Regions from separate parts of the Homo sapiens genome. Here region 2 is linked to region 1. Evidence: read pairs that join two places in POLR2A ChIA-PET (ENCODE). Cell type or tissue: B cell. All regions are shown on one strand. Links, peaks and the distances in the headings refer to the core of each region. The heading gives the core; the rest is flanking DNA.

Region 1 (8,229 bases), core at 1,917-5,916:
TGCTGGCTCCATTCAAACAAACCTGTTCTAGCACAGCTCAAATTGGCCCCTCTCTGTCCTTAGCAAAGCATAGGAGAGAGGATGTATTTCACCTTGGTAGCCACATCAGGTGACAGATTTTAATCCCCTGGGGAAAATACTCAAGATTAATGTGGCCAGTTGGGTGACAGTGCTGAATTACCTCACGCTCAGATTTCTTTCACAGATCAAGTGCTAATTAACATGATATAGACCAGTGACATATTGTAGCTATGGTAATTTCCAGGAAAAAGTCCATGCCTATGTATATACGTATATATATGTACGTTCCTACATATATATAAAAGTACATATATATAATTTTCTTTTTAAAAATTTACCCTTTTAACATTTGTTTTAAAAATTATCTTAAGCAGAATCATATGAGTTTACTAATATTATATTCTGTATTTCAGCTTTTAAAAATCCTGGGTCTTCCGTTTAACAAAATTTAACAAGATTTGCCAATCTTGCCTTTGTTCACGACCAATATTCCCCAAAGCCCCTGGTTTCACTAACACTAATTATAAATGGGCTTTTGATGGTTCAACTGTTCCCTATGGCAAGATGAAAAGGCTTCCAGAGAGAAGGCAAATCTCAGATTCTTTGTCCTTGTATCCTTTTTCTTCTCTCAGAAGTGCTTTTACCTGACATCTCAAGAGTTAGAAATTCACAATCTAGTAGAAAAAGTAACACCCACTACCAGATTAACAATTAATTCAGCACTGCCCACGGAGTGAATCACAGGATTTCCAGTAGTGCACAGAATACTCAATGGGACTTCACTGCTGGCTGTAGCTAATATAGCTGGGGAGAAGTCCAGGAACAGAATTAAGAAAAGGAAGGAAGTTTCTCTTGTGAGGACAGTCAAGCAGGTTTAATGCATCCTTAAAATTACACATTTTAAATGATTAGTATTTAAAGAGAAAATGTATATGATTCTCTCTTTCATAATTCTAAGATTTTCAGTCTTCATTTTCTTATCTGTCTCCTTTTTGATCTGTAAAAAACCACATTTTATCCAGAGAAGCCTGGGAGATGGGTCAAAGGTTTGTGCCCTGCCTCAGAAATTTTCAACATCAGCTCACAGTCACATATGTCAGCAGCTGTTGCACCTTGCACTTGAGTTAGGGGGCCGTCTTCTAAATCAGGACTTCCCTAGGGCACATGAGAAGCCAAGGGCAAGAAGAGCTCATTTTTCAGGCGTCTTTCTGATCATATTAGAAATGTTTAAAATAAGGACAGGCTCTGATATCATTAGATTTAAGGCCCGAATGTCATTTCAGTCTCAAGAGGACTCTTAAAAATAGGCCATTATATGGAGAGCACTTGCAAGGCTCCAGGGGAAAAGGTGCTCAGAGTAAAAAGGATTATGATATTTAACAGGCACATTTTGCACATTCTAAGAAGTTGGGGGCGAGGGAGAAGCATTACCAAGTCCATCATTGTGCATATATTACAGCATATAAAGGTTGCCATTGTACTTGAGTTTGAGTTTCCGTCTGTCAAGGTTACATTGACACACGTACATTTGCTATCAGGAATGTCTGGACTCCCTTGACAATGAGAAAAGAAAACACTTCTGTGCTTATGGTTGTTGGTAACAATAATGGGGTTGAAATCTGTCAAAGCTGGGGGTGAATGGTGAGGAGGGCCCTTGCACTAAGTCACATATAGTTAAGCTGTGAGTGGCGCACTTGGGAGGGTGTGTTATCCTATCCCACAAAAGAGGAGGGCTGACTTGTGTACCTAGCATTCAGCAGCTTCAGGGTCTTTTCCTGTCACTGCAATTTTCTATACGTGATCTTTAGAGTTTTCACTATTACAGCTTTTCTATCTCTAATAATGGAGCAATCTAGCTTCTTCACATTTGTGTTGATAGTGTGTTATGTGTACTTGTTCTGGCCTGATCTAGCAAATGAAGTTTGCTAGCTGTCCTCTAGCAAACACACTGAAATGCAACATTCACCTCAAGACCTTTGCTAAAGATGTTTTTCTTCCTTGAGACAAAGTGTTGCTCTGTCCCCCAGGCTAGAGTGCAGTGGTGCGATCTCTGCTCACTGCAGCCTCTGCCTCCCAGGTTCATGCTATTCTCCTGCCTCAGCCTCTCAAGTAGCTGGGATTATAGGCGTGTGCCACTATACCTGGCTATAATTTTTGTATTTTTTAGTAGAGACGGAGTTTCACCATATTGACCTGGCTGGTCTTGAACTCCTGACCTCAAGTGATGCACCCACCTCAGCCTCCCAAAGTGCTGGGATTATAGGACAGGTATGAGCCACTGCTTCTGGCCTAAAGATTTGATCAAAAAGACAGAAAGCTCTGTGACTTTGGTGAGCCTTTGAGCCTCTGTTTACTTGTGAGAATGATATTCATAATATCCACTTCTTATGGTTGTGATAACATGATAGGACTGTAGTTTGGATTATCTGGGTCTTTTTTAAAGCTAGAAAAAAAAGTCTGGCTAGGCACGGTGGCTCATGCCTATAATCCCAGTACTTTGGGAGGCCAAGGTGGGCGGATCGCCTGAGGTCAGGAGTTCAAGACCAGCCTGGCCAACATGGTAAAACCCCGTCACTACTAAAAATACAAAAATTAGCCCAGCATGGTAGCAGGCGCCTGTAATCCCAGCTACTCAGGAGGCTGAGGCAGGAGAATTGCTTGACCCTGGGAGGCGGAGGTTGCAGTGAGCTGAGGTCGCACCATTGCACTCCAGCCTGAGCGACAGAGCAAGACTCCATCTTAAAAAAAAAAAAAGAAAAAGAAAAAAAAATTCCTCTGAAAGTTCCTGGCAGTCTTTTGTCTCTAGAAGTAGAGGAGCTATCGATCCACCTTTGGAGGAGTCTTGCTTTATTTTGAAAAGAAAAAAACACCAGAAGGGACAATTTTACTTTAAAAACAGCAAATCTCCGGTATAAGTGCGTTTGTATATACAGTGATGCGCCACTTAACGATGGGAATATGTTCTGAGAAATGCATAGTTAGGTGATTTCATCATTGTATGAACATCATACAGTGTACTTACACAAACCTAGGTAGTGTAGGTTTAGTAAAGGCTACTGCACACCCAGGCTAGATGCTATAGCCTATTGCTCCTAGGCTACAAACCTGTATGGCATGGTACTCTACTGAATTCTGTAGGCAATTATAACACAACAGCAAGTATTTGTGTATCTGAACATATCCAAACATAGAAAGGGTACAGTAAAAATATGGTATTACGATCTTATGGAACCATAGTTGTATAGGTGGCTCGCCATTGGCCAAAATGTCATGCAGCATATGACTGTACTAATGCATTTAATCTTTCCAACATTTAGAATTGTTATATTTATTTGATTTAACAAGTATTTAGTTGCACTTATATGCCAGTTATTGATCTAAGTGCTTTGCAAATTTTAACCCATTCGATCTTCATAGCAACTCATATTACAGGTATGAAGTAAAATCACTTGCTCAAGGCTGCATAGCTAATAGGGAACAGGCCAGGATTCACACTCAGGTAGGCTAGCAGCAGAGCCCGTGCACTTAGCCACTCTGCCACACCCCAGACGCTCTGAGTGTAGTGTCTGCCCTGTTTACCACCATATCCTAGCCCCTAGAAAAGTAACTGGACTCTAGCAGGCACTCCAATATTGATTGAGCCTGGCTGCCTGGCACCATTCTAAAACACTTTATCCGTAACAACTAGCCTAATTGTTTTAACAACCCTGTAATACATAGCTACTGTTATTAGACTGAGCACAACATTTATCACCCTAACCAGGATATTATTAATAATCATAGTGGAAGAACAAGGGTAAGCCAGGACTGTCCCAAGCGAGCCAGGACATATACCAACCTGTATTATTATTACTGTGACTATACAGATGATGAAAGGGAAGCAAAGGGAGGTTAGTTCACTTGCCAAGATCACATATTGGTGAGTGATGGCATCAGGATTGGAAACCAGATAGTTGGACACCAGAGGCTTCAGTGGTGACCCTTCAATGGGGAAGTGAAACTTAGAGAGGTGGAGCATCTTCTTCAATGTTACACAACCAGGTAGCCCCAAATCCCGTGCTATTTCTGTTATACATACTTCCCCTTCTAAGGCATTTATACCACAGAGATCATTCATGAACCTCTTAGTCTTCCAAACCACCTTTGAAGAAAGAAGTGCTCTGAAGGAAATAAGCACTCTCCATACATGGGAATGGGTTTTGCTAAAACCTGTGGGAAAATATTCAGGCAATATTTATTACATATTAACTCACAAATATTTGGGATTTCCAGATATCTTTCTGTTATTGATTACTAGTTTAATTATCTCCTGATCAGAGAACACACTTTGTGTGATTTCAATTCTTCTCAATGTGTTGATTGTTTTATGAACCAGAAAATGGTTTATCTTGGTGAACGTTTCACGTGCACTTGAAAAGAGTGTGTGTCCTGCTAAGGTTGGGTAGAGAGTTCTAGAAATGGCAGTTAGATCCAGTTACTTGACAGTGTTGTTCAGGTGTTCTCTTTCTTTGATCAGTTTCTGTCTACTTATTCTAACAATTACTGAGAGGAGTGTTAAAGACAATTATAATTGTGAATTTGTCTCTTCTTCCTTGCTGTTTCATTGGTTTTTGCTCCTGCAATTTGAAACTCTGCTATTAGGTGTGTACACAGTTACGATTGTTATGTGGTCCTGGAGAATTCTCCTTTATCATGATGTAATCTCACTCTTAACTTGTTAAATTTTAATTTAATTTTATATTTTAGGGACAGGCTCTCGTCCTGTTGCCCAGGCTAGAATTCAGTGGTGCAATCATAGCTCACTGCAGCCTCGAGTTGGGCTCGTATGTTTCTCCCACCTCAGCCTCCCAAAGTGTTGGGAATATAGGCATGAGCCTCTGTGCCCAGTTTATAATTGGGTCTTGTTTTTCATGCAGTATGACAATATCTTTTAATTGGTATATTCAGATCATTTATATTTAATGTAATGATTGATGTGGTAGGATTTTTGTCCACAATTATTATTTTGTTATTTGTTTGTTGCTCTGTTTTTTGTTTCTCTGTTCTCCCTGTGCTGCCTTCTTCTGCGTTCTTGGAATACTTTTTGGTATTTCATTTTAATGTATCTTTTGAATTTTTGTCTATATCTCTGCATTTTTTTCTTTTAGTGATTACTCTAGGGCTTATAATTACATTTCTAAGCTTTCATAGTTTATTTAGCATAATTTTTTTTTTTTGAGACAGAGTCTTGCTCTGTTGCCCAGGCTGGAGTGCAGTGGCACGATCTTGGCTCACTGCAAGCTCCGCCTCCCAGGTTCACGCCATTCTCCTGTCTCAGCCTCCTGAGTAGCTGGGACTACAAGCACCTGCCACCACGCCCGGCTAATTTTTGTATTTTTAGTAGAGACGGGGTTTCACCGTGTTAGCCAGGATGGTCTCGATCTCCTGACCTTGTGATCCACCCGCCTCAGCCTCCCAAAGTGCTGGAATTACAGGCATGTGCCACCGTGCCCGGCCAGCATTAATATTTACAAGGCCAAGTAAAATGTAGAAGGCTTGCAATTGTATATAGACTTCTTTGAACCACCTCCCCCTAGAATTTTGTGTTATAGTTGTCACATATATTACATGCATTACATTGAAAATCCCACCACATAATTTTATAATTTTTTGTTTTCAGTAGTCATAAATATTTTAAAAGGCTTAAGAGGAAAAAATAATTATATATATACACACACATATATACATACATATACATATGTACATATACAGATTCATACATATATATAAATATATATATATAAATATATATATATGACAAAACAGACAGCTCTCATTCCTGTTACTTTGTCTTCACTCTTGAAGATACAGATTTCTCTCTGGTATTATTTCCCTTTCCCCTGAAGGACTTGCTTTAGCATTTCTTTTAGAGGAGGTCTGCTGGAGACACATTTCTTTAGTTTTCCTCCTCTTAGAATGTCTTTATTTCACCTTCATTCTGAAAAGCTATTTTTTCAGGATATAAAATCCTAAGTTGACAATTCTTTTCCCTCATCACTTAAAAAATATGTTGTGGTTCCATAGTTTCTGATGAGAATTCATGATGATTCCCCTGTGTGTAACATGTCATTTTTCTATAGCTGCTTTTCGATTTTTTTTTTTTTTTTTTTTTTGAGACAGAGTTTCACTCTTGTTGCCCAGGCTGGAGTGCACCATCTCAGCTCACTGCAGCCTCCACCTCCTGGGTTCAAGCAATTCTCCTGCCCTCAGCCTCCCGAGTAGCTGGGACTATAGGCGTGCACCACTACCCCTGGCTAATTTTCTTTTATTTTCTTTTTTTTTTTTTATTTTGAGACGGAGTCTTGCTCTGTCGCCAAGCTGGAGTGCAGTGGCATGATCTTGGCTCACTGCAACCTCTGCCTCCCAGGTTTAAGTGATCCTCCTGCCTCAGCCTCCCAAGTAGCTGGGACTACGGGCATGTGCCACTATGCCCAGCTAATTTTTGTATTTTTAGTAGAGACAGGGTTTCACCATGTTGGCCAGGATGGTCTCGATCTCTTGACCTTGTGATCCACCCACCTTGGCCTCCCAAAGTGCTGGGATTACAGGTGTGAGCCACTGCACCCAGCCCAGATTTTTTTTTTTTAATTTCAGAAATTTCATTATGGTGTGTTTAGACATGGTTTCCTTTCCATTCATTCTGTTTGGGGATGACCAAGATATTTGAATCTGTAAGTGTATGTTTTTCATCAGATTTGAGAAGTTTTCAGCCATTTTCTTTTTAATATCTTTTTCTCCCCCCAGTTTTTTAACTTCTTCTGGGATCCTAATGATAAGTATTTGACCTTTCAATAATGCCTGTATTAGTCAGTGTTCTCCAAAGAAACAGAATCAATTGAATCTATCTATCTATCTATCTATCTATCTATCTATCTATCTATCTAATCAGAGATTTAGTACAAGAATTGGCTTACATGGTTATGAAGGCTGAGAAGTCTCATGATCTGTTGTCTGCAAGCTGCAGAAGCAGGAAAGCTGGTGATGTAATTCATCTGAGTACAAAGGCCTGAGAACTAAGGGAGCCAATGGGATAAGCTCAGATCAAGTCCAAAGGCCCAAGAAGCAGCAGCAATATCTGAGGGCCAGAGAAGATGGATATCTCAGTTCAAACAGCAGTGAATCAGCCTTTCCTCAGCATTTTTGTTCTATTCATGCCCTTAATGGATTGGATGACGTTCACCCATATCGGTGAGGGTAATCTTCTTTACTCAGTCTACCGATTCAAATGTTAATCTCTTCCAGAATCACACCTTCACAAACACACCCAGAAATGTTTTAGTAACTATCTGGGCATCCATTAACTCAGTCAAGTTGACATATTGAAATTAATCATCACAGTGCATACATATCCGAGAGTCTCGGTTTATTTTTTTCAGTCTTTTTACTTTCTGCTCTTTATATTAAAACATTTTCATTGACCTATCTTTAAGTTCACTGATTCTTTTCTCCATCCTGTTATTGAGCATATTCAGTGTACTTTTTATTCCATAAATTGTAGTTTTCAGTTCTAAAATAATTGGTTTTTTCTATAGCTTCTGCATCTCCCCTGAAGAGTTCTATCTCTCGAGATAGAACTGTTTCAGGTGTGTTTGCTTTTACTTCAGATGCATGCTCGTGTAGCAGTCACATGGCTGCTTTAAAGTCGTCTTTGGGCCGGGCGCGGTGGCCTGTAATCCCAGCACTTTGGGAGGCCGAGGCGGGAGGATCACGAGGTCAGGAGATCGAGACCATCCTGGCTAACATGGTGAAACCCTGTCTCTACTGAAAATACAAAAATTTAGCCGGGTGTGGTGGCAGGTGCCTGTAGTCCCAGCTACTCCGGAGGCTGAGGCAGGAGAACGGCTGCCTGAACCCAGGACGCGGAGCTTGCAGTGAGATGGCTCTACTGAGCTCCAGCCTGGGCAACAGAGCAAGACTCCATCTCAAAAAAAAAAAAAAAAAAAAAGCGTCTTTGGGACAGGTACAGTGGCTCACGCCTGTAATCCCAGCACTTTGGGAGGCCAAGGTGGGTGGATCACCTGAGGTCAGGAGTTTGAGACCAGCCTGGCCAACATGACGAAACCCCATCTCTACTAAAAATATAAAAATTAGCTGGGCATGATGGCGGGCGCCTGTAATCCCAGCTACTTGGGAGGCTGAGGCAGGGAGAATCGCTTGAACCCAGGAGGC
Region 2 (8,229 bases), core at 2,549-6,548, 310 kb after region 1:
AGCTATGATCAAGCCACTGAACTTCAGCCTGGACAACAGAGTGAAACCTTGTCCCCACCCCCACCCCCCAAAAGAGTGTTTTCATTAACATATAATAGGTTATTATTGATATTTTACATGAATTAATATTTTAAAATTTCTGTTTGAATTTCTAATATGATAAATATCAATAGATTTAATCCACATAAACAAACGCTCTTTGGGGTTCTTAATAGTTTTCGAAAGCATAAAGGTGCCTTAAGATCAAATAGTTTGAGAAACACAGACCTAACCAATACATACTATATGAACTGTATAGTCCTCAGCTGTACATAATATATGTAAATTGCTTATCATAGTGCCTAGTGGAGAATGAGGTGGTTTTTACTCTTTTATGAGGTGCTGTGTTGTGAATATAAATTCACCGGCCATGAGTACTGTAAGCTGCATGTCTCACGGCTTCCCCACGTGCACTTACTTCTCTTCTGTGTTAGATTGAACAACTCTCAGCCCAGATCTCCATGCCTTTGTGCATGCTGTTCCTCTTTGAGAAGTGTCTCCTCCCACATCTGCTTCCCCTTAAGACTCAGCTCCAGCACCCACACCTTCTAGACGCCTGTCTGGAGTTAGGCTGTACACCTCTCCTGCCTGTCTGTGGTCACACTGACTTGGGCAGGAGGTCATGTTGATCTCCTTGGAAAGGGACCAGAGAGGAAGATTTTGTCACTACCCATTCAGTACATCTGAGAAAGATGCGCTTTTCATGGTACATAACAATTTCCCCATCACTAGACCAATGTGTGCAAGAGCTGAAGAAACATGATGGGCCACGCCAGTGTTTCCCAAAATGGGGCCTGAGTCCCTGCGTCAAGGTCACCTGGGTACATGTTAAAATGCAGAGTCCTGGGTGAGTTAGGCCTTCTGAGGGTAGGGGCTGGAAATATGATTTTTTAAACCAAATTCTTTGAGGGAATTGGGTGATTCTTATACACACCAAACTCAGAACCAATCTTCTAGATCCTACTAGGCTCCAGAAGAGGCAGCATGCCATCTACTGGGTAGACAAAGGTCACTAAGACCCTGCTCTGCCGCTTGCGGAGTTCATGCTCTCTGGGAGAATTATACTGCATTGAGAGAGGGCGTAACCACCTGTGAATATTTACAACGCATAGAAACTTAACAAAGGGAGGAGTTAGTTCCATTTCAGGGAAGATTTCACAGAAGACATGACATTCAAGTTGCTCTGAATGGGCATTTTTCAGGCAGAGCAAGGCCACGAAGCTATCCAGGCAAGAAGGGTGTGTACAAAGCGGTAGGAGTGTGAAAATGTGTGGCACCAACAGAGAAGGGCAGAAAACAGCTCAAATCCTTTGCTTGGATGTTATGTTTCTTGGTTATGCTCAACTAAGAAACTTCCTGAATATTAATTTGGTTTTTCATCTGCTGTGTACCAGATGATAAACATGAGTTTTCTCGCCATTGGAGAGAGATTTGCACAGCCTATATTACAAATCAATAAACTGATATCCTGGTTTATACGCTGACCTTTGGCTAGGGTGTATCAATACCCCATAACTTAATCAATATATCAGGTGGCAAAATTAAGTTTCTAATATGTAACTCTAGGTCCTGGCTGTGATTTCACAAGGCGGGAACTTTGCATGGGACCTGCCAGAAGGGCCAGCCAACTTCTCGGACGTCCTGCCAGGGATGCTGGAGATGGCCTCAGCCATTTATTCATCCTCCTTCTTACTTACTTATTAGCAGAACTTTAATTCTCTTTGTATGTGGGCAGCCTTGTGCTTGAAGCAGGGCGGAGCCCCTTCCCAGCCCCAAGACCCTGATCAGGCTGAGCCTAGACAGCATTCCTGCTCCTGCCATTAGCTGCCTTCAGAATGGGCGTGGGATAAAGTTCTGGCCAATGAGATGAGGGCGAAATGTGCTGGCAGCTTTGGAAATGTTTTCCACAATCTGAGAAAGGGGCTGAAGAGAGAAGCATCTCCTTTCCAGCCTAGGGATGCTGTTGGTGTGGACTGTTTCTGCAGTCATCCTGAGGCCAAGAAGGGGCGAGCCTGAGGATGGTGCCAGGGCACTGAGGATGGCAGCGAGAGATGGTGGAAAGAGCCCAGGCTGCTGGCAATCTCTCTGAGCCTCCGAATCCACTCGCCCCAGAACTGCTCTTCCTCTGCACGTCTTGATACGTGAAATGACAGATGTATGTCTTTTCTGGTTAGGCCATTTTTAGTGGGGTTTTCTGTTTTCTTTTTTTTTCCCCTGATGAAAGCCCATTGATGGCACAACACACAGACACACACACACACACACACACACACACACACCATGTATCACTTCCCCACCCTGGGAACTGAGATAAAGGTGTAGGAATGTAGGAACAGCCATACTCCTGGGCCTCCAGAGACTCTAATACATTTATGAAACTGGAGGATTATTCAGGAACCCACCCACTTCTATCAATAAGATTAACTTTTCCTTCTCAAGAATAAGTTAATCCTCTCCACAGGGCCTGGCTGCCTCTGCCTTTGCCATTCTGCAGTTACTAACCACTTTCTTACCTGAATGTCTTTGCTCTACCTCATGGCTTCTACTCATAGCTTCTGCTGCCTAATTTCTTTCTAGATATCTTTCAGCTTCTGCATCTGACTAACCAACTTCCCGTATCTGCCTTTCAGTTATTTTAGGAAAGAGTCATAGCCTCGTATGTTAAGGCTGTTGCATCAGGCTGTCTCATCGGCTGCTGGAAGTTGGCTGCACTTGGGTCATGGGATGAGCTCCAGTCCACTCAGCTGAGGCTTAGGTGGAGGTCACATGGGACCAGCATGACAATTATCCAGGAAGACCACTTAGGAGGGAGTTGTGGGGTATGGCAGGTGTTTGAGGTTTATCTGTTCAGTACTATGGCAGCTTGCAAGATGCCCTCCAAATTTATTTTCTCCTTAATCCAAACCAACAGAGAAGCTTTGACTGGGTGCATGGTTATCCAGCTAATGACAGCATTTCCCAGATTCCTGCTAGGAGTGGCCACGTAACTGGATTCTGACTAGAAAGTCATGAGCCACAGTGGTACGTGCAGCTTCTGTGTTGGCCCTTTAAAATGAAAGAGGCCACCCCTCCGTGCTTGCCCCCCTTTCCTGCTGGCTGCCCATGGGCATAAGGATGGAAGCTGGAGCAGCTGTCTCATGCCCCAAGATGGAACCTGCATGTCGGCCAGCCAACAAGGTCGATGGGCCCTGGAACCCAACACCTGGGGCAACCAATTTGTCCCGGACTTTCCCAATTCTAGTATTGGGAAGTCCTGTGAACCAGGGACCTCCTCAGCCTTGGACAAACTGGGACAAGGGTGCAACAAAACAAAATAAAAAGTCTTCCATTTGTGATTTCTTTGTTTACTTCACACTAGCCTGTCTCTTAATACAAATACATTTGGTCTAAAGATCTTTGATGACTACTTTTTTGTTGTTGCTCAGCCTCAGGTCTGATGCTGAGGTCTGAAGCTCCCTGGCCAGGCTTCTAGGCCCCAGTGTCTGGTCTATCCATGTCTGGGTTCCAGCCTTTTGTTACAAAGGCCCCTGGGAAGGCTGAGACCTGATTGCTAGCTCTAACCTGGTCCTTCTGCTTGGATCTCTCCTTCCCTTTCTGAGTAAGAAGGGACATTTTGAAACCTATTGATAATCCATTCTAACGCCACTACAGACACACATGCACATACACAGTCTTTCTCTCTCTCTCTCTCCCTCCCCCACCATTTTCTCTCTTTCTTTGTCCCTCCATCTTTTTTTTTTCATTCCCGGCCTTTTAGAGGGAGCCTTTATGGGAAACAGATGGGAAGCTGGAGTGGATTCAAGGGCACAATATATTTGTTTTTCTTTTTTAAATCACATAATACATGTTCTTAGCAGAAAAATTGGAAAAAGAATTATGGTTTCATAAACTTTGTTTTTGCTTTTGTTTTGGAGATGGGATCTCTCTATGTTGCCCAGGCTGGCCTCAAACTCCTGGGCTCAAGCGATCCTCCTGCCTCTAACTCCTGAGTAGCTGGGACTAGGACTACAGGTGCGTGCCACTGTGCCTGGCTTTCATAAACTTTTTCAAAAAGCAAAATAAATTGCAACTACAGGACATTAGGATTTAATCTCCTTTTGTCACACCATGAGACACCACTCACATCAGAGCCTGGAAGAACACTTGAGCTAAGCTAATGATCTGGGGTTAGGTGAGGGGTGCTTCTTGGAGGCAGAGGAATTCAGGCTCAGTCTTAGGTGTGGGCTTCCTGTTCAGTGACATCACCTGCAAGGTTGGCTCCAAAATGTGCCAGTGACTTTCTGTATGTCTGCATTTTTCTAGAGGAGCTCTACTTTCAAATATCCTTTCTTCCCCTAAGAGCCATCTATAAAACCGCAAACTTCCAGTGGTTCGATTCCAAAACTTCATTTCCTACACCTCTTCTTGCATTCCAAAGCATCCCTAAAAGCCTTGGTCAGCCCATGGGTGTGGTCTCTGGTTCGGATAATATACGGGGCCAGATTATGATTGATCCATAGGCAAACTAGAGGATCGCCTATGTGGACAATTTCAGGGTGTCCAAATTATGTTGCTTGATTAAAATACTTCTCCCATTTTAGATTTTTACTGAAGAGTTCAACCCGTGTAAGGAAGCCAAGGTGTTATTTTCTATACAAGCTTCTTTCGAATTCATATATTTTTAATGGCATTTTTGTTCATTTTCTTAATCATAAAAGTAATTCGTTACTTTTAGAAATAGAGAAAATATAAACAATTATTAAAATATAATACAGTGAATATAACAATTATATTATTTATAGAACTAGAAACATTTTTAATAATTATAAGCTAAAAGGAAGAATAAACTGAAAATTTCCTGAGTTCACACCACCCCAAGAAAACACTGTTAATAGTTTGGTGCACGATTTTTTACTTTTTGGCACCATCTCTATGACTATAGGTATACACACATATAAATGAATTTCCAGTCTTTTAAGAAATGAAAGAACATAATTTGCATCCAATTTCTTCAGAAAGTAAATCACCTTTAGAGCAGGAAGTGGGAATAGTGACCTAAGAAAAAGAGAATGAGGCTGACAGAGTGCCCTTTTGATTTTCATATTACCAGGCTCATTTGCTTAATAGAACTTATACCTGCTGCAGGAAGTTTTAATTAAGGCGATCCATTAAGGATTTAATTTTAATCGAATTTTTAAATGACATAAAAACAAACTCTTGATCACATATCAAAAACCTGGTTATAAGATGAAACCTAGGATTTGCTTCAAAATAAAATAGTTGGGAGTGGGGAGCTGGGTACAGATGAAACAAGATTGCTTATATGTTGATAATTATCGAGGAGGATGGTGGACACGGGAGTTTATTACACTGATCTATCTTTTTGGTATAGGTTTGATGTTTTTCCAAAATAAAAAGTTAAAACAAGTGACAATTAAACCCAGAACTGGCTCCTGGTGACAGACACAATCTGACTCAGGTCCCTGCATCTTCTCATTTTGAAGACTTCTCTTTTCTTAGAAGTACCGCCACCACGTCCACTGTGGCCTGGACCCCAGGAGCTCTTCCATATCACAACTCCTTCTTAGCAGTGATTCTTTTTTTTTTTTTTTTTTTTTGAGATGGAGTTTCACTCTTGTTGCCTAGGCTAGAGTGCAATGGCCCGGTCTCAGGTCACTGCAACCTCTGCCTCTCAGGTTCAAGCCATTCTCCTGCCTCAGCCTTCCGAGTAGCTGGGATTACAGGCTCCCGCTACCACGCCCGGCTAATTTTTGTATTTTTAGTGGAGACGAGGTTTCACCATGTTGGTCAGGCTAGTCTCAAACTCCTGACCTCAGGCAATCAGCCCACCTCAGCCTCCGAAAGTGTTGGGATTACAGGCGTGAGCCACTGTGCCTGGCCTTTTTTTTTTTTTTTTTTTTTTTGAGATGGAATCTCACTCTGTCACCCAGGCTGGAGTGCAGTGGCATGATCTTGGCTCACTGCAACTTCCACCTCCTGGGTTCAAGTGATTCTCCCACCTCAGCCTCCCAACTAGCTGGGATTACAAGTGCCCGCCACCACGCCCAGCTAATTTTTGTATTTTGAGTATAGACGGGGTTTCACCATGTTGGCCAGGCTGGTCTCAAACTCCTGACCTCGAGCAATCCGCCCAGCTTCAGCCTCCCACCTCCTATAGTGCTGGGATTACAGGCGTGAGCCACCGCGCTGGCCCTTAGCAGAGATTCTGAGAGGCTGCTTGGGGCAGGCAGGTAGGGAAGGAGGACAGCAACCTCAAGGCGTCCCCAGCAGCTCCTTGCAAGCTTGAAGGATCATCAAATCCTGTCACTTCACACGTTTGTGTTGATTTTGCATTCCAAGCGATATGATTTTTAGGCAAATTAGTTAACATATCTGAGCTTTAGCTTCCTAATTAAACGGATATCATCACACTGATTTTATAGTACAGAAATTAGTAAAATAACATATATCAAAAAATTAACTAGCAGTGTACTGGACATAGCAAATGATCAACATCCATCACCTTCCTGTTTCCTGAGTTACTAAGAAATCTGAAAGAAGGTCTTTGCTTTCCTAGACTTACGATAGAGTTCAGAAGTTAATGTGTCCATATAATATTTTGTAACAGCATGAGAAAAATGTACCAACAGACTTGGTATTGGAATTCCTCTTGGGAAAGGAACTGTTTTTGTTGGGAAATTTAATTTGATGAAACACTGCGGGTGAAATATGACACCCCAAAGGTATGGATCACCAGAAGACAAAGAAACCACAGAGATGGCAAAATCCCAGGGCCACCTATTATGCATTATTTAGTTGCTTGTTTTGCTTCCTTGCAAACTCCATTTCCCCCAGCATTCAGAAACATCCCCCATACACACATGCCTTGTGTGGGTAGTATTTGTGTAAATGAAAGACAGGGGCTGGGTTTCACATCTGCATCAGCTCTAAAGAAAGGAAAGTGTTATGGCCGGGTGCAGTGGCTCACACCTGTAATCCCAGCCCTTTGGGAGGCCGAGTTGGGCGAATCATGAGGTCAGGAGTTCAAGACCAGCCTGACCAACATGGTGAAACCCCGTCTCTACTAAAAATACAAAAATTAGCCAGGTGTGGTGGCATGCGCCTGTAATCCCAGCTACTCAGGAAGCTGAGGCAGGAGAATTGCTTGAACCTGGGAGGCAGAGGTTGCAGTGAGCAGAGATCGTACCACCACACTCAAGCCTGGGTGACAGAGCGAGACTCCATCTTAAATAAATAAATATATAATTAATTTAAAAAAATTTTTTTTAAAAAAGGAAGGAGTTGGTAAGCATGAGTAAGTTTGCAGACCCAGGATCTTAAAGCCAGACGTGGCACAAAATTGAAGTTGTGGGAAAAGCATGAAGTATTTTGGGAGGTCCTGGGCCTTCTTCGAGGGCTTAAGGTGAAAGATGGACAGGAAGGAAGGAAGGGAGGGAGGAAGGGAGGGAGGGAGGGAAGAAGGAAGGGAGGGAGGAAGGGAGGGAGGGAGGGAGGAAGGGAGGGAGGGAGGGAAGAAGGGAGGGAGGGAGGGAGAGGGAAGACAGACCAATAAAGTGAATATGATACTGTTCATGTTAAGGAGCAAATGAGTGATGCCAACAGGAAATGACGTGGAAAGAGATGACTTCTTTGGAGCAGCCATGATGGAGTTAGAAAGGAGTTGGAGGATGAGCAGGGCCTGGGAGTCCCTCATCGCTCAGACTGTACTGATACAGGAGTCTCTCAGAAAGACAACATTTTCTCCTCCTAAAGGAAGCAGGGTAAATGTTTTTATATTCTAGATTTCACATACCTTCAAAAGACATTTGTGCATCTAAGAGACACACCTCTATGTAAACACAGGAAAATTTAAAAGAAATTGGAAATTGTGAAAAAGCAAGGATGTGGTTATGCTGGGAACTAGGAAAGATGTGGTTGCAGCATTTGAGCTTTCTGGTAACCTCAGGAAGGAGGGGTCAAGAACTTTCCATAGCAGACAAATGGAGTTAACACTAAGGCAGAAGGAAAGCACCAGATTCTAGAGAGAATTCTTTCAGGGGATGTGTTCATAGATATATTTAAGCTCCCTTACTTGACAAAACCTAAGAGGCCATGCCATCACTATTTTAGAAGACACAGGCTCTTAGAAAGGTGGGGGAGAGAGGGAGCTATACTGACAAGTTACAACATGACTGTGACTCTTAATTAGCC

What was found. Peaks named below come from ENCODE experiments on the same cell type or tissue, not always from the same donor. Only the 100,000 strongest peaks of a DNase experiment are listed, where the experiment ranks them.
Region 2: POLR2A ChIA-PET joins it to region 1 with 6 read pairs; 4 of 35 experiments call an interaction of 5 or more read pairs at or near these places.

Annotation. Positions count from the first base shown.
Region 1 is chr7:25,083,859-25,092,087 of GRCh38, reverse strand. No RefSeq gene overlaps it. Among named protein-coding and RNA genes, the nearest start is that of CYCS, 37 kb to the left of the region's middle. In B cell, for the core only: no CTCF peak of the experiment used is centred there; a DNase peak (open chromatin) is centred at 4,037.
Region 2 is chr7:24,773,588-24,781,816 of GRCh38, reverse strand. LOC124901820 (translation initiation factor IF-2-like) reads left to right here and starts at 7,632. Exons shown (of 3, transcript XM_047421177.1): 1 at 7,632-7,799. The coding sequence starts at 7,632. It also overlaps a transcript of GSDME not described here. In B cell, for the core only: no CTCF peak of the experiment used is centred there; no DNase peak of the experiment used is centred there.